2 separate regions of the Mus musculus genome follow, and region 2 is linked to region 1. A link is a loop called in an ENCODE intact Hi-C map of the cell type or tissue named here. Cell type or tissue: left cerebral cortex. All regions are shown on one strand.

Region 1 (8,000 bases):
TATGTAGGTACTAGGGGTCTGAACTCAGCTCCTCTTACTTGTGTGGAAACATTTTAAGCAACTAAACCATTTCCCTGGTTGACCTTGTGGCACTTTATTTCTTATACCCCCAAGCAAAATTTAATTCCTTTATTTTTTCATTCAACCACTTTGTGGTAAGTAAGATTCTTTTCTTCCTGTGTCTTCACTGTGTGTGTGCCTGCAAGCTTCATGGCTGGCAGTGAGGGAGACAAGAATTCAACTCGGTCCACTCTGATTTATTTAGTGGTATTGGGCCAAATTTCTGGAGTGTGACACTGGTTTATTTTAGTCATATTTAAGCACAGCACAAATTTGGAAAAAAATTTCCTCATGACAATGAGCTGAGTCCCACATGCTTAAGACATGTTTGTATGGAAACTCTTTTCATATTCATATATATATGTATATATATATATATATGACTATACACACACACACATATATATACATACACACACATATATATACACACACACACACACACACATATAAATATATATATATGGCCTTTTCCATAAAGACAATTTCTGTTGAGTCAGGAACACTGCTCAAGATAAGGATGAGGGTCTGGGGAGAATGACTGAGGTAAACAGAATGCCAGTGGGAGTCAGGATTAGCCTGGCCCTAAGATAACAGAAGTTATGCAGGCTATAGAGTTGTTGGGAACTATAAGTGACATCTCTCATAAGGATAGCTTTTATGAACTGAGAAGAAATGCTCAAGATTTAGGGGTGGTGGGAAGTCTGGGATGAACAGACATAATATTTGGGTGAAGCCTGGCCCTACAGATAGCAAAAGATCACCAGGCCATAAACTAAATCCCTTCCCAGAATTCTGTGTGGAATGGCAAGCATCTCCTTCCTTTGAAGAGACAAGCCTTCATGTTTAACTTTCCTGGCTTTTCCAGTCCTTATCTGTGTGCACAAGGCCCTCTGATCCACTACTCTTGCCAGTAGTTTCTTCCTTATATTTGTCTTATTTCTTCCCTACTTGGCGAGATTTGGATTCCTGTTCTAGGAACTTTTTCCCACTGTAGTCCAGCTTTCGCCTGGTGATAACAACCTCCTGGGATGAGCACCTGCGTGGACAGTGATGCCATTAGCACTTTTCTGCTGTACCCATTCAGTGCAATGTGACATCTTTCTTTTTGTAAACCTGGGCTACTTAGTCAACCTGATGACTTCTGTAGTGTCCTCCTACAACGTGAAGTTCATTGTCTATTCAGATGGGCGTAGACCTAGCAGTACCCTACTGTTACTGCTCTTTGGAAAGAGTGGGGAATATAATCTTCCTTCAAATGTGCAAGGATGCATCGAAGTACGTTCATGGTTCTTGCTTTGGTCAGAAGTCACAACAGTACTGAACTGGTGGTTTTTCAGTTTTTTTTTAAAAGAGATTTCCAAATATTCAGAAAGTTTCAGTGGCATCTTAGTTGTATCATGTTGTCTTTCACTTAAAATAATACCATGGCAAAGATGATTTTTTTTTAAAGAGTAGAATGATTTCCAAGTTTGTTTGTTTCTCCTAGCCTTTGGTTAAACTCATAAAAATTCTTCAAGTTATATAGAAAAGAAATGTATTTATATTGAGGTCATACATCAGTATCTCTAACTATCTGAAACTAGGATGCTAGGATGGTCCTTGCCTCTGTCATGTCATGGGTCTTGACTGTAGAATATTCAATCAGATCATTGACTAGCCTGTTGGTTCATCTTCTTTTTGCGTGGGCTCCTGTCTTTCCTGATACATTTCCTCATTCCCCTTTCCTGCCATCCTTTCATGCACCGTACTCAGACTCTGGCTATGCATTACTCACCATGAAGCCAACAATGAAAGTGACACTTTGCACTTAAGGATAAGATCATCAAGACAAGCATATAAATGATGAATTGTGTTAGACGCTGATAAATGCTGTTTATCATAAGTAGAGAATGTTGGAGCCCAGAGGAGGAGTCAGGTGCATATGAAGAGAGGTATCAATTCCCAGATGGAGGTAATGCTCAAGACCCTGAAGTACAAGGGGTGTGTGTTAGGTTTAAGGAGGATGGGAAGAGAATAGAGTGGACTCAGGGAAGGCTTATTCCAATACCACTAAGTGGGAGGTGGATGGGAAAGAATTGACAGAGATGAAGTTTGTAAAAATTTCTAGTGTTTTAATGCATATACCACCACTTTTCAGGTACTTGACAAAAACCATTAAAAACAGCAGACACGAGCATGGCTAAATAATTTGTAATTACTGTAACCCACTGTATCCAATCAAATTTTGGCAGTAAAAATATACAGGTTTCAGAAGATCTGAAAATATTTTTCGCTTCGATTTTGAATTTGAAAGTAGTATTTCTAGGATGTCAGAATTAGAATTGCTTAAACCAAGTAATCATCACAAACAGGAATACATTTTTTATTCTCTTTTATTTTCACCAGATGGTTTCAGATAGTTAATTGATTCACAGGACAAATATTTATTAAGCATTTCTTATATGTTGCCCATATGGTGCATGCCCTTGCCTTCCAGGAAGCTGCTGGCATCGAAGCAAGCAGTGGTGATGTGGTCTGATAAATATTTTGTTAGAAAGAGGCTGAAGGAGCAGAAGATCCCTTCATCTGGGCAGTGGTAGATGCTGGTGGGGGCTGAGGACCACCGAGCATCATGGGTTTCTCAGAAGAATTAGTACTGGAGCTGGTTCTTGAGAACAGAAGGAGATTAGCCAGGCAAGGAGTGGAGTCAATGGTGCTGTAAATCCTCAAAGCACGTACACAAATACAGAGACATGGTACGTGTGGGGACTGGGCAGTAGATTCTTTGTGTTTGGATCAGATGGTGCATGTTGCTGAGCAAGAGATCAGCCTCAAGAACAGCCAAGGTCACAGCACAAAGAATCCTACATAATGGGTTAACTCAAACTGCGGGAAAGCACCGAAAAGCAAACCAGCCAGGTTTGTGTGGCTGTGACGGTGTAGGGTCTGACCTGGGCAGAATCCTAGGATCAGGATGGAAACCTACAGGTACCTTGGTAATCCAAGAAGGGGTTGCCAATGGCTGTGCCAAGATAGGGGAATCAACAGACTCCAGACCCAGAAGGAAAGCAGTTTAAGCAGTTCACGTTTTAGGTGTTTTGATCTGAGACAGCTAAAAGAAAATATATGTCCTGCACGTGATTGAATATGCAGGCCAGGATCTCCTATGAATTGTGGCATCTGAAGGTGGGGGAGACTGTGTCTTGATGACTTTCAAAGCTCTGGCCACCCTCAGAGCACACAGTTGTAGGATGAGGAGGACAGACTGAGGGAGAAAAGGCGTCTGCCCTGTGTGTGTGTGGGGGGGGGATGGTTGGGTGAGTAGATGTGTGTGTAGGTGTGCAGCTGTGCTTGTGTGTGGGTTTTTCAGTGGCAGTAGCTGGGAGTGGGCAGGCGTGACATCACCAGAGTGGAGGCTCACTTGACTATTCTACTTAAGATTTATTACATAACTTTTAAAATCCAAGTGTTCCTTAAATACCATTTCAGGTTATAACCACAAATGGATACCACCCATTTAAAGAGAACGATATTTAAAATATTTACTCTAGTTAAAATGTGTAAAATAAATCTCCTGTTCCTTGTCACAGCTGAATGATGTGCAGTGCCAACTCAACCAGTAGGTGTCACTAAGAACACCAGGAAAGGAGTCTAAGCTACACCCTTAGTAAAATCAGGGACAGGAGAGCCCTGTGATGTTAACTAATTTTAACCCGGGTTTATCTCTCTCTCTCAATTCTAGGATGGTCCAACAGTTTGCTGTGGACTTTGAGAAGAGAATCGAAGGGTCAGGAGATCAAGTAGACACCTTAGAGCTCTCTGGCGGTGCTAAGATCAACCGCATTTTCCACGAACGCTTTCCTTTTGAGATAGTGAAGGTTTGTAACTAATGTTCTTTTCTCCCTTTGTCCCACCGCATTCCCTGATCTCCCTTGCAGCTCTCTCGCTGTACTGTGATCTATCACAGGACCAACAGAGTCCTTGGAATCGAATCCTTTGTCCTTGAAATATTCTTTCTGATTTCAGTGAGTTCATAGAGAATACTTCAAGAAACAATACTTCAGTTTTCCATGATATCTATCCATTGTCTAATTTAAAATATTTCTGAGACTCCCCTATGGACCAAAGTCTCAGTGACCAAGAAAGAAAGGGGTTGAATTTATCTAGTAAGGACAATGAAAAAAGTAGATAACATAAGAAAAATTCAAGTGTTATTATGGTGACATGATACAGATTTCTTTCCATGGGATATTTAGATAGGCTCCCTCTGGGTGACGAAGGGCATTATTATCCATGACCAGCCTGGCACAAAGACATCAGTGTTATGAAAAGTCCTGGGAAGAGGCTCGCTTAGGGATGAAGCTGTGCATCCAGGACTTTCCTGGCTGCAGTTGTTCACCATTTACAATGGAAAGCAACAGGAGGACTTTACACAGGGGTTTGTTATCTAGTTGGGCTGATCATCTCCAAAGAGAACTGTGCCTGCTGGATCACCAAGGGGCAAGCAGTAGATGTGGTAAAGAAGGGGAGGGGCCCAACCAGAGATGGATGGACCACATTTTCTGCCTGAAGCTTCTGCAATCGCAGGAGTCCCTTAGAGACAAAGAAAGCAAAATTACAAACACATGGTTGGGCACATGGTCTTGGAAGGGATCTTGTGCAAGGAGGAAGCTCTGAAATGTACATTCTCAGTCAAAATGATGTAAGGAGAAAGAATGGAGGGAAACGGAGGACTGTGGGAGTTTAGGGGTAAAGTTGACAGGCTGGGATTGATTCAAGAGACAGAAACCAGAGGTTGAAAATCCCTCCCCAAGGTTTGTCTTTTGCCATTGAGTGAATGATGGTGCCCATCAGATGGGGAAACTGATGGAAAGTATCAGTGGGTAGGAAGGATCGAGAGCTGTTTGCGTTTGGTGGGGGTGGGGGGGTTGCTCAGTACAGCAGCTGAGTAGCTTAGGGACTGTGCCACTTTTTCAATATGAGGAGGCGAATGTTTATGTATTGGTGTGGGAAGAAGGTGGATAAATAGATCATTTTATTAAAATGTGCTAAGCAAAGTGACAAACTTTAGCATAGGGCGCCATGGAAACACTGCCCACAGACATGAATCCCAGCCCAAGGATGCGAGGGAGCCAGCCGTCTGAGCTGAGTTTGGAAGGATAGTCAGATAAGCAGGAAGAGGTGGGAAAGGGAGCACAAATGTTGACCACACAAAGGAAGGGATGACAAAGACTCTGAACCCTGAAGCCACAGGATACGATAGAAGCTTAGGGCAAGCTGTTACTCTGAGATGCAGAGAGCATAAAGGAGGAAATGGACAGCGAGCGAGGCTGGAACGGCTGCATCCCTGTCAAACTGAATCCGGTGCTCTTTGGATGTGCCTTTCGGGACTAAGTTCTATGGCACTTTGATCCTACTTCCAAGTAGATTTGTAGTGCCTAGGACGTCTGGGAAATATTTATATAGCAATGCATCCTGTGTTGGCTTCATAAGGTATTATTAATTTCCTCTTATAAAGAGGTCTTATGGTCAGGTGCTTAAAATGGTCAGAAAGAAAAGACAGCTGTGTTGTGGCCACCCATCAGAAAATACTCTCATTTATGCATTCTCCTGTGGCCTCCACTTTAGTACATTCAGCAAAAAATAATTCTGTGTTTCAAATGAGTGGCTGGGTTTATGTCCAGGAGATATTCCTTATGCACAGCACTCCCCATATGTAACAGAGTTAACACACACACACACACACACACACACACACACACACACACACACTGATCCTCTGGAACTTCCAGAAATCCCCAGTGTTCCATGTGGCCTTGAACTCCATATAAACAGATGTTTTGACCATCTGGGTTTAGTTTACAAAGGACATGAGTATCCATTTATTAATAACAGTAAGGTTATCCTCATTCTATACCATTCAATAATATTATCGAAAAGAATTAAGTGTCATAACCGTAGCTTGCTTTGCATCTGCAGATGGAGTTCAATGAGAAAGAACTGAGAAGAGAAATAAGCTACGCAATCAAAAACATACATGGGATCAGGCAAGTGACCCACATTTTTTCCTGTCTTCAAGCTACCCAAAGAAAATGAGCATTTCAAATGGCTAGCAAAGTAGTATTTCATCATCAAAAGAAAGGAGAGAGTGAGAAGTCAGAAAAAGAAAATCTTGGCTTTTAGCTTAGTGCTAATTTTCTATATTGCTAGAGAGATTTTAGTAAAGATGATGATAATAATAATAATGAAAACCTTTCTGTACTGTTTCCAATAAGAACTGAGCATCCTACTTATCTTTGAGTAGGTGAACAAGTCTCTGTTTGTTCTGTACCTGGGGGGTGGGTCTTGCTTATTTAAGATGCTCATAAGCAATGGAGAACTGGCAGAATAATTTGGGGTTGTGGAGAGAAATTGGGAAAGAGTAAGAAGGGTGATTATTTTTCAATGGAACCATTCCTATGAAATAAATAATTTCAATCACAGTGTGTTATATGCCTATATTTGTGTTTGTGTGAGATAGAGTGTGTGTGAGTATGTGTGTATGTGAGTGTGTGAATGTGTGGGTGGGTGAGAGTGTGTGTGAATGTGTGTGTGAGTGAGTGTGTGTATAAGTGTGTGAGTATGTGTGTGAGTGTGTGTGTGTGTATGTGAATATGTGTGAGTGTGTGTGTGTGTGAGTGAGTGTGTATGAGTGTGTGTGTGTATGTGTGAATGTGCATGTGTTTGTGTGAGTGTGTGTGTATGTGTGTGTGTGTGTGTAAGCATACAAGCACATAGGTACATGCATATGAAGAACTTGTGCAGTGGGCCTGAAGGGTAGAAGACAATAATGCAGCGTTGAGGAAGGAAGAGTAGCAGGAGTGAAGCAGAGGATGGCTAGGTGCAGAGAGATGGTCTTAGGGGAGCTGGGGTTTTTCATTTGGCCGTTGCAGGCAGTGTGGTCAGGAGACTGGAGTGACGGGGCAAGAATATGGCCTGGAGTGAGCTAGAAACGGAATTTCCCATCATCAAGAGTAGCGTTGTTCTCTTACTTTGTATTTTAGTATTTTTAGGCTTTAGATAACAAATCTGCACAGACAGTGTAGCTTATCAGCAACGAAATCTGTCTCTCATGGTTCTGGAGGATAAAATCACAAGAGCTCTCCAGCTTGACCTGGCCGGGTGAGGGACGTCTTCCAGTTTGTATACCATTCAACTCTCACAGTGTCTGTACGTGGTCGAAGGAGGACAGGCAAACTCTCTCATCTCTTCCCATGAGACCTGAATCTCGTTCCTGAAAGTCTCACCCTTACAATCTAGTTTCTTGCCAAAGGCCCTACATCATAATGTTGTGACATCAAGTATGCTGGATTTTAACACACAGATCTCAGGGGAAACATGCATCCTCAGCCTATAGTGATATGGTCTAGAATTATGATATACATTTTTAATACACATTTCTTGAGCCCATGTAGAGTAAGCTAATCCCACATAGGTTGCTGGTTCATGGTTCATAGGTTACCTTAAGCGAAGGAGGGGTCCTCCTGTTGGAGGCCTGTTGTGGTTCAGCTTCTGACACAGGGCCAAGATGAGATATTGAGAAGACAGTCTAAGAAGGACCTCTCCCCCATCCCTGCCTGCTCCCCATGCCAGGATGATAGGCACACACCAGCACACCTAACTTCTTAGGCACTGGGATTGAGTTGAGACCTGATTGTTGGATGGCAAGTACTTAACAATGGAACCCCACAGCTGCAGTTCCCATTGTTTATAAAACACACATAACTTCTTCTATCCTTTTATTTGCTTCCCTGATTTCCTGTTTCACATGAGAAAAGCATACAATGACATCAGATTTGAATTAATTCCAGATTAAAAAGAAGATTTTTGTTATTTTTGTTATTTGTTGATTTTATAAATCCATCATTTAGGCATTGTGTGTCACCTAAGTTATTGATGACTCCCCTTCAGTCACACCC
Region 2 (8,000 bases), 340 kb after region 1:
GAACTTGGAGCTAGGCTGGTGGCCAACAAGGCTGGAGGCTCCTCCTCTCTCTGCTCTACACGGCACTGAAGTTCCACACAAGCATGTGACCATACTCGGCTCTTTACATGGGTGCTGAGATAGGACCTCATGTTCTCGTGTTCCTACAGCAAATACTGTTGGACACTGAACCATCTTTCCAGTCCCATGAATTTTACAGTATCCTTTACTAGATAAATCCTTACACCTGCAGGCACAATAAATAGTCCACGGTTAATTTATAACCCTTTGCAAAGCCAAGTGTTGCCAGTGCAAGCAAGCTTTTGCTTCTAACTTTCTTCAAGTCCTTGGTATTTTTTTCACTTTGTCCAAAATTGAAATGCACACTTACTTTTACCTGATATCTACGTAATTTGGACATTGGAATTGGAATTGGAATTGACCTAGTGAACGAGAAGAAAGTAAAATTCCAACTGTATCAAAATGAAATGGCCTGAGTCTCCTGAAGTGTGTTCTCTTATTTTATAGACAGAAGAAAAAAGCAGGGAGTCTGTGGTGGAAAGAGAAGAAGCTGGAATAAAAGCAAATGCTATGATGATACACTGGCCTGTGGTTACTGCATATGGTTTTCATTTCCTTCATAATATACTCTCCCTCAACCATCTCTAGCTTTCTGTCCTCACAGCTCCCTTCATCCTCCATGTGTGACAGAGGAGGAAAGGTATTACAGTCTTCAAGATCGACTATAATTCAGGATGGACAAAAGGACAGTCTTCAAGATCAACTATAACTCAGGATAGTCAAGAGGAGTCAGAGATTCTTTTAAAAACCACACTATTCCTTGCATAGTCATCTCATTATGTATTAGATGTTGCTGGGATTTATAATAGTATCTTAGTCAGCAGGAGCACCAGAGAAGCAATAGAATAAGAAGCAGCTTGCAAAATAACCAAATAAGCAGTTATCACATATTGTTATGATAAGAGAAAAGGTTTGGTCATCTTCCTAGGGAAAAAGTATTAATGATTCAAGTGCTGATGCAGCTAGCTGAGCTCTTGACCAGCATTAATCCATTTGTTCCAACCTTGACCTAATGTTCTAGAAGGTAGCAATTGTGACTTCGGACAAAGGAACAATGGGATGCATTCCAGCCAATCAAAACCCAAAGTTCTCATTCCTAATGCATGCTGCAAGATTCTAAGTCATTCAAGTGCCTGTTGGAGACAGGCATCCTGGTGTTGAAAGTATGGAGGGGTCTCCCACCTGCTTTGGTGCCTAACCAAGAGGTACTGTAGCAGTCTCCCCTTGACAGCACAAAGAGGTATCTGTGTTCTCCAGTTCCCAGCTCAAAAAACTGAGAACACCTGAGAGATGGAAAAAAGAGAGCTAAAGGTAGGAAAAATTAGAACTTCTAATAGCAATAGTTCTTCTGGAGTTTCACCACTAAATAAATGTATGTCAACCTCTGGAAACATATATGCAAACACAAAAAGGATTTCAGTCCAAGCTTGGGTGAACCCATTGCTCTGGGCCTGAGTTGAGGCAGGATAGCATTAAACTATGCTAAGGCTTGTTAATGTGTCTATACTGTTAATAGTATGTAGGTGTTTCATAAGATACACTTCCTCAGCTAACTCATTAATTCTTTATTCCAACTTTCATCTTCCAATGTGGAGGCCAGGAGGCAAAGAGAAGGAACAGGTAGCAGCATATGTCTTTCCATGGCATGTCCCACGATTCCCTCCCTCCTACTATTCATCGCCTTCTAATAAGGCCATCAATTATGAACCTATCAAGGATTAGCTCAAGGTCCAATTACTTCTTCAGATTCCAGCTGACATCCAGGCATGGGATCCCCACATGAGCCTGCAGGGACACTTCTTGTTCAAACCATAACAAAGACTAGGAGGAAAACACTGCTATGTGTGTACAGACTAGGACATTTTAATGAGTGTTATAGACCCCAAGGCTCACTCCTTCTTTTCATGGCCTGAAAATAATATTGTCCTTGCCAATATGTATCTTATAACTCAACAAATAAGGATGATAGAAATAAGGATGGATGCTTGCCCAACTATAAATCCAGTTTTTAGATGAACCACACAGGGAGTTAAGATTGCTAAAAAACAGAGGCTAGGAGAGATGCTGTGTAAACATGACCACCATACTTCCAGTCCTCACAACCCAGGTAAAAAAAAAAAAGGCCAGAATCCCAGCACGAAGGAACCAGCAACAGCAATACCTCTGGATCTTGCAGGCCAGCCAGGCCAGCCAACGAGTAATCTCTAGATCGGTGAGAACCCTGCTTTAAAAGAAGGTGAGAGCCAAAAAGTGGTGGTGGCACATACCTTTAATCCCAGTGCTCAGGAAGCAGAGGAGGAGAATCTCTGAGTTCCAGGCCAGCCTGGTCTACAGAAAACCAAAACCAAAAATAAAATAAAAATGTGTGAGAGAGAAAAAGACAGCCAACATTGAGCCTTGGCCTCATACACGTGCAGCACACACACACACAGATGACTGAAAAGCAAACCAATTCTGCACTCCCTGTATTTTAACTGGAGTCTCTGTGTGGGGAAACCACCATGAACTTAGACCATTGCCCCATGAAATGCACCCAGCACCGGAAGGGCACAACCAGCTGCCTTCACACCATCCAATACACCTGCTGTTCTCACAGATGCTGAAGCCTAACACTGGAAGCCTCTGTTATGTTTCAATATCATCAATACCTTAAGATCAAACAAAAGCTAAGGCAATCAACAGGTGGCCGGCTACTGTTGGGGTAAAACCCCGCGCTGCCACTTCCATACTGTTTTTAATCAGGTTTCAGGGTACTTTAGAACAGATGCAGTTTTCAGACTCCAATAGCAACTTCAATGAAACTCATGCCTGTCAGCCATGAACAAATGCAAGGAAGTCATCATTGAGCCTTTGAAATGTGAAAGACAGACACCAAGAAGACGCCGAGGAGGGTCTGCCCCCGCACGTTTTTTTAAAAGTACCATTTTGAACTGCTGTACACTGCTGAAAGCTAATCTTTCAGGCTCTCGGGCTCAGTATTTTCTCCTGCCTGAACACCGTAGAAAGCAAGAGAGAGCAAGTTCGAGCCAAGAGACAGTTTCTTCGGTCTGCCTTTTTTTTTTTTTTTTTCTCTTTTAAACATAAAAAGAGTATTTTCAGCTATGTACACAAAGGCTGCCTGAAGCCTCAAGGATCTGTTTATTTGGTAATTTTAAAAAGAGTGGGAGGCCCACAGAGTTCTCACTCACCAGTCCAAATGTAACTTGGGCCCAGCACGAGGCCACAGGCCATCCCAGGGTGGCGAGCAGTTAGCCAGCAAGCTTGGGAAAGCAGAAACAGCTTTTAAGTGGCCCCAAGAGACTATGTCTTTTTCAGCACTGGGGAAATCAGGACTAGTATGGACAAAGAAAACCTCGGGGCAGAAAACCCCAGGCTGCTCCTGGATGCTCCGTGAAGCAAGGTGCCCACTGCTTTTCTAAGGCCCATCCTTTCTTACCTCTCCATGGGGAGGGAGGGGGGGAGAGGTTGGGAGTTGGGGGAGAAAGAGCCGAGCCAGGCCTGGGAAGGGCGCTGTGCACATGCTAGGCAGTTGGGAAACCGCTGCTTCGTGGCTTTAACTTTCGGCAATCCTCGGTTCACACACAAATACACGTGGGAGGAAAGAGGCGCTCTCATTTGATTGGTAACTGCTGCCGTTTCCCAAAGGAAACCAACATTGATGACACCTGAGATTTGAGGACCGAAAAAGAAGCCAAAAACCCTGGCCCGGCCTAAACATATCCCAGCAGACCTTCTTCTGCGGGTTCCAATGTGCCACTCCCTGCCCGCCCAGCTTGCCTACGCCCTCCCTATGGTAGAAGGAATGTGTTTCCCAGTCAGTCTTTAGCCCTTGAAGCAACTCAGCTGTCAGAAAGGCAGAGCGTTGGCCGAACCTGTCAACCCTGCCACAGAAAATTGCCTGCCTCCATTCTGCTCCTCTGTCTACTAAACTGTAAGCTGGAAACAACCTCCCTGACAGGGCTGCTATGAGAATAAAATAATGTATACTCCTGCTGATGCAAGCATCATGACTGGAACACACAACACACCGTGTGCCTCTAAGATGTGGATATTGTTCTCAATCAAGCCCCCGTTTACTATTTGCTTCCTGCATTTACGGAGACCTCAGATGTACTTGATTCACAAGTCAGGAAGCATTTCAACCCACAAATACTATTGCAAAAAGGAATAACTGTAACTTCCACAAGAGGGCACTGTGCCCCAAGCCTACTTGAAGGATTTGAAATACTCATAACTGTGTGACTGATGCCCTCTGCTGACCTGTTTACTTTTCTTGTCCTTGGGCCTTTCTTTGGCTTGGAAGGTGTAAATGATGTCTTCATGTGCGTCCTCACGCACTCTCAGCGTGGACTTTGAAACCCAGAGCTGCCCAAAAGCTTTCTGAGAAGTCCACAGTACTTACGGACTCATCCAAAGCAGCAGACACAAGCACACTTTCTGCAGGGAGTCCTCATGCCGCTACAGACACACCTGTGTCTAGCTCTCTGCTTGGGGTAACAGCCCAGGATTAGCAGTCTTTTGTCATCCCTGCAGCCCTGCCCCTCCCTGATCCTCTCCACCCAAACGCCAAAGCTGACACCTTAGTTTTTCATGGCTGGAAGGAAAAAAAAAAAAAAAATTCCCTATGATGATCAGGCTGAAGGAGGAACAACTTCCCCTGAACTCGGTTTCAGAGGGTGCAGCCGGAGGCTGGTTGGCTCTTTGGGGTGAAGCAGTGCGCCATGGCAGGGAGCCCATGGAGAAACAACACTGCTCATTTCAAGTCGCTGGGAAACAAAGAGCAGCAGGCCCAGGCCTTCAAAGGCAGACTCTCAGAGACTCCACTTCCTTCCACACCTTTAGTTCCCCAAAGGTTCTAGCACTGCCCTAAAAGATCAGGCATGTGAGTCTTTGACTGACAGGTAAGATCCAAACTATACCAGCTACCAACTCTATCTGGGCAAATAGACAAAACTGCTTCCTCCTCCTCCTCCTCCTCTTCCTCCTCCTCCTCCTCCTCTTCCTCCTCCTCCTCTCTTCCCTCCCTCCTTCTCCTCCCCTCCCTCCCCTTTTTCCTCCTCTCCTCCCTCCTCCCTCTTCTTCCTCCTCCTCCCCTTCCTCCTCCCCTCCCTTCTCTTCCTCCTCCCCCTCCTCCCTCCTCCCCTCTCCTCCCTCCTACCTCTTCTTCCTCCTCCCCTCCCTCCTCCCTCCCTCCTCTTCTCCCTCCTCCTCCCCTCCTCCTCCTCTTCCTCCTATCTTTGCTCTCACACCACCCCTCTCCAACCTTCCCTTTAATGTAGAACAAATGACAAGCAGAGCTCAAGGAGAGAAGCAAAATAGCAGAAGGGCAGTGGCTTTTTATGTAAACAAATATTTGACAGGTTGAGACATAATTAACAATACTATTGAACTTTTTTCCCCTGGTGTTTCCTCCCGAAAACAATATTTACTTTAGAAATCTGAGTTGTTAATATACTGCCCACACCATTTCTGTGTGCTCTAAAGTTGAGACTGGCTAGAGAACTGAATTGAAGTGACAAACAGTGGTCTCAGCAACTGCTGGAGCACGTCAGATGAATCTTTTCCTCTTTGTGAATTCTGACCAGTCACAAGCCAATGAGGCATAGGCGAGTCTTATCATCCAAGTAGCAACTTAGGTAAGGGCTCAGAATTTCTCAGTATTGAAAAATAAAATGTGACTTTTGGTTTCATTCTCCCTACACATTTTTAGAATCCATTTACATTGCTGGCCTATTAGATTTTTTTTCCCCGGAAAAAATGCAAAAATTCCAGGAAAATTATATTTTCATATGGTCCAGACTTAGCCTGGTGCTGCTTCGGCATTTTGTCTTCTGTAAGACATAATCTAACGAACACGTGGACAGTTGCTTTTACCCTCTGACTTTTTTTTTCAGAGTTTGAGAAAGGTTTGCTAATTCCCCTACTAGTGAACTCTATAGTAATGTAGACCTTTAGTAATATATAGGCCATGGTCACATGTCCTGAATGTTCCTTCTGGACTGAGTTCCAGTGTCTACTCCAATTTTTAGAAGGCTGCTTCCTGTCCCTTTGATTTCTATCATTTGGGTTATTCAATTTGTCATTCTGTCACCTATTTTTAATTCCTCTATTGCCTAGTTGTGAGGCAACTAAACTGAAAAAAAAAAACCACAACCAAACAAAAAATAATAGCAAATACAACACCCTGCTCTCTTCTGCTTAGACTTTCGAGGCAGCAGGCTCTGAGCAGTGTGTGGGGCTCACCCTCTGCACAAATGTAAACCTACCCCATTAGGATTATCTGTTCCACTCCCTGCACGCATTAGTTAATTCATGTGGAGTTAATAAACACACAAGTCCACTCATGCTAGAATAACTGCAGCTTTCCTGTTTTCCTACTTCCTCTTCTTTTCTCTACATCAGTGGTCCTCGGCCCTCCTGACGCTGCCACTCTTTAATACACTTCCTCCTCTGTTTGTGGTGAGCCCCCAACCATAAATTTGTGTGCCGCTACTTCATAACTGTAACCTTTGCTACTGTTTGTGAATGGGAATGTAAATATCTGATATGCAGCATTCCTGATGTGTGACCCCTGTGAAAAGGTCATTCGGCACCGAAGGGGTCATGGCCTACAGGTTGAGAACCGCTGCTCTACATGGGGTTAGCAAATTCCCTGGAAATCACTATCAAACCCGTTTGTTCCCCTGCCTACTGCCAGACTCTCCATCCAGACCCTCACTTTTCTCCAGAATTGCCACAGGCACTCTCCATGCTCAGCCTCAAAACTGCTGCCAGTCTTTAGACTTCACTTGTATATAAGGCTCTGTAATACTAACATACAGTGGCTTAGCTTATCTCTTTAAAGTCCCTGAGATTGCCATTAAGGGCAGGATCCTGTACTACAAAGCACTCAGCTCTCTGAGACCTATAATCCCCTTACCCCAAGCTTCTGTTCATCACCAGGATGCTTTAGGTCCCTGTGGACCGAACAATGGATCCACTCTGGATCCTGCTTGTGGTACTTTCTCTCCTTCAGCCCCCTTAGTATCCAAACACACTGCTGTATCTTCCCCCTCAAACTCAAGAGCATCTTACAACTCCCCATCCCCCACCACTTCCACACTGACCTTCTAGAACCACAAATACGATTGAGTACTGGGTGACTCCAGACAAAAGTGATAGAAAAGAGCTGGAGATGACAGCAGTCATAGTCATTTGCCCCACAACTCTTACGAGTGGCTCAACCTTTTGGAAAATTCTGCTCACTGGCAATGAGTTTCCTAAAGTCGACAACTGGAAACCCATTCAGATAAGGCAATGTATTAAACCGTGAAAAAATAAAAACAAACCCCACAGCTTTTCTTTTCTTTTTTTTTTTTTTTACAATACCTTTTTACATCCAACTGCCATCCGTTGATGTGAACGATGAATAATTCGTGCCAATTTGGAGACACAATGTGTACAATCCATCACAGGCAATGCCTGGATGCTTTGGGCTCCATGGGGCAGTTCTTTGTCTTTTCCCCCCCAAACCAAGTGCCCGTGGGTTTGAGAAAGCAGGGTAAGTGATCTTGGGGGACAATAACCCACTTTTTTTTTAATCATGAAACAATCTTCATCAATAACAGTAAACATAAAAAAATGGCATTAGTTGAAATTCCTCGTCAAGATTTTTATGAGAAACCAGAAAAATAAAAAGGATTACTTCACAGTATAGTAATATGCTATACTACTACCCGCTTGTTAGTTCTAATTTGAGACTACTTACAACAAGCAGAGGGCAAGTACCACTTGCACAGATGGAAGCAGCCACTGGAGAAAGTACCTCATTCATTTTGTGCCTTTGCCCTCTTCAAATTTAACCTACATTCCAACTGTTATGACACCTCCAATGTCCCTTATCCAATACCAAAAACATTTTTAATTTTTTCCCTCAGATTTTGAAATTTTTACATAGAGAT

Evidence for each region. Peaks named below come from ENCODE experiments on the same cell type or tissue, not always from the same donor. Only the 100,000 strongest peaks of a DNase experiment are listed, where the experiment ranks them.
Region 2: it touches region 1 in a loop (10-fold over the local background); 10 of 42 quality-filtered maps call a loop at or near these places.

The regions. Positions count from the first base shown.
Region 1 is chr1:162,309,481-162,317,480 of GRCm38, reverse strand. Dnm3 (dynamin 3) reads left to right here. Exons shown (of 21, transcript NM_001038619.2): 8 at 3,785-3,920; 9 at 6,022-6,089. Among named protein-coding and RNA genes, the nearest start is that of Gm39688, 67 kb to the left of the region's middle. In left cerebral cortex, a CTCF peak has its summit at 3,647 (motif pointing right); DNase peaks (open chromatin) are centred at 2,849, 3,452, 3,639 and 5,133; H3K27ac peaks cover 238 bases.
Region 2 is chr1:161,972,857-161,980,856 of GRCm38, reverse strand. 4930558K02Rik (RIKEN cDNA 4930558K02 gene) reads left to right here and starts at 1,221. Exons shown (of 7, transcript NM_001204904.1): 1 at 1,221-1,371. The coding sequence starts at 1,351. It overlaps Pigc (phosphatidylinositol glycan anchor biosynthesis, class C), which reads right to left. Exons shown (of 2, transcript NM_001039045.1): 2 at 7,422-8,000. In left cerebral cortex, a CTCF peak has its summit at 4,248 (motif pointing right); DNase peaks (open chromatin) are centred at 4,273 and 4,766.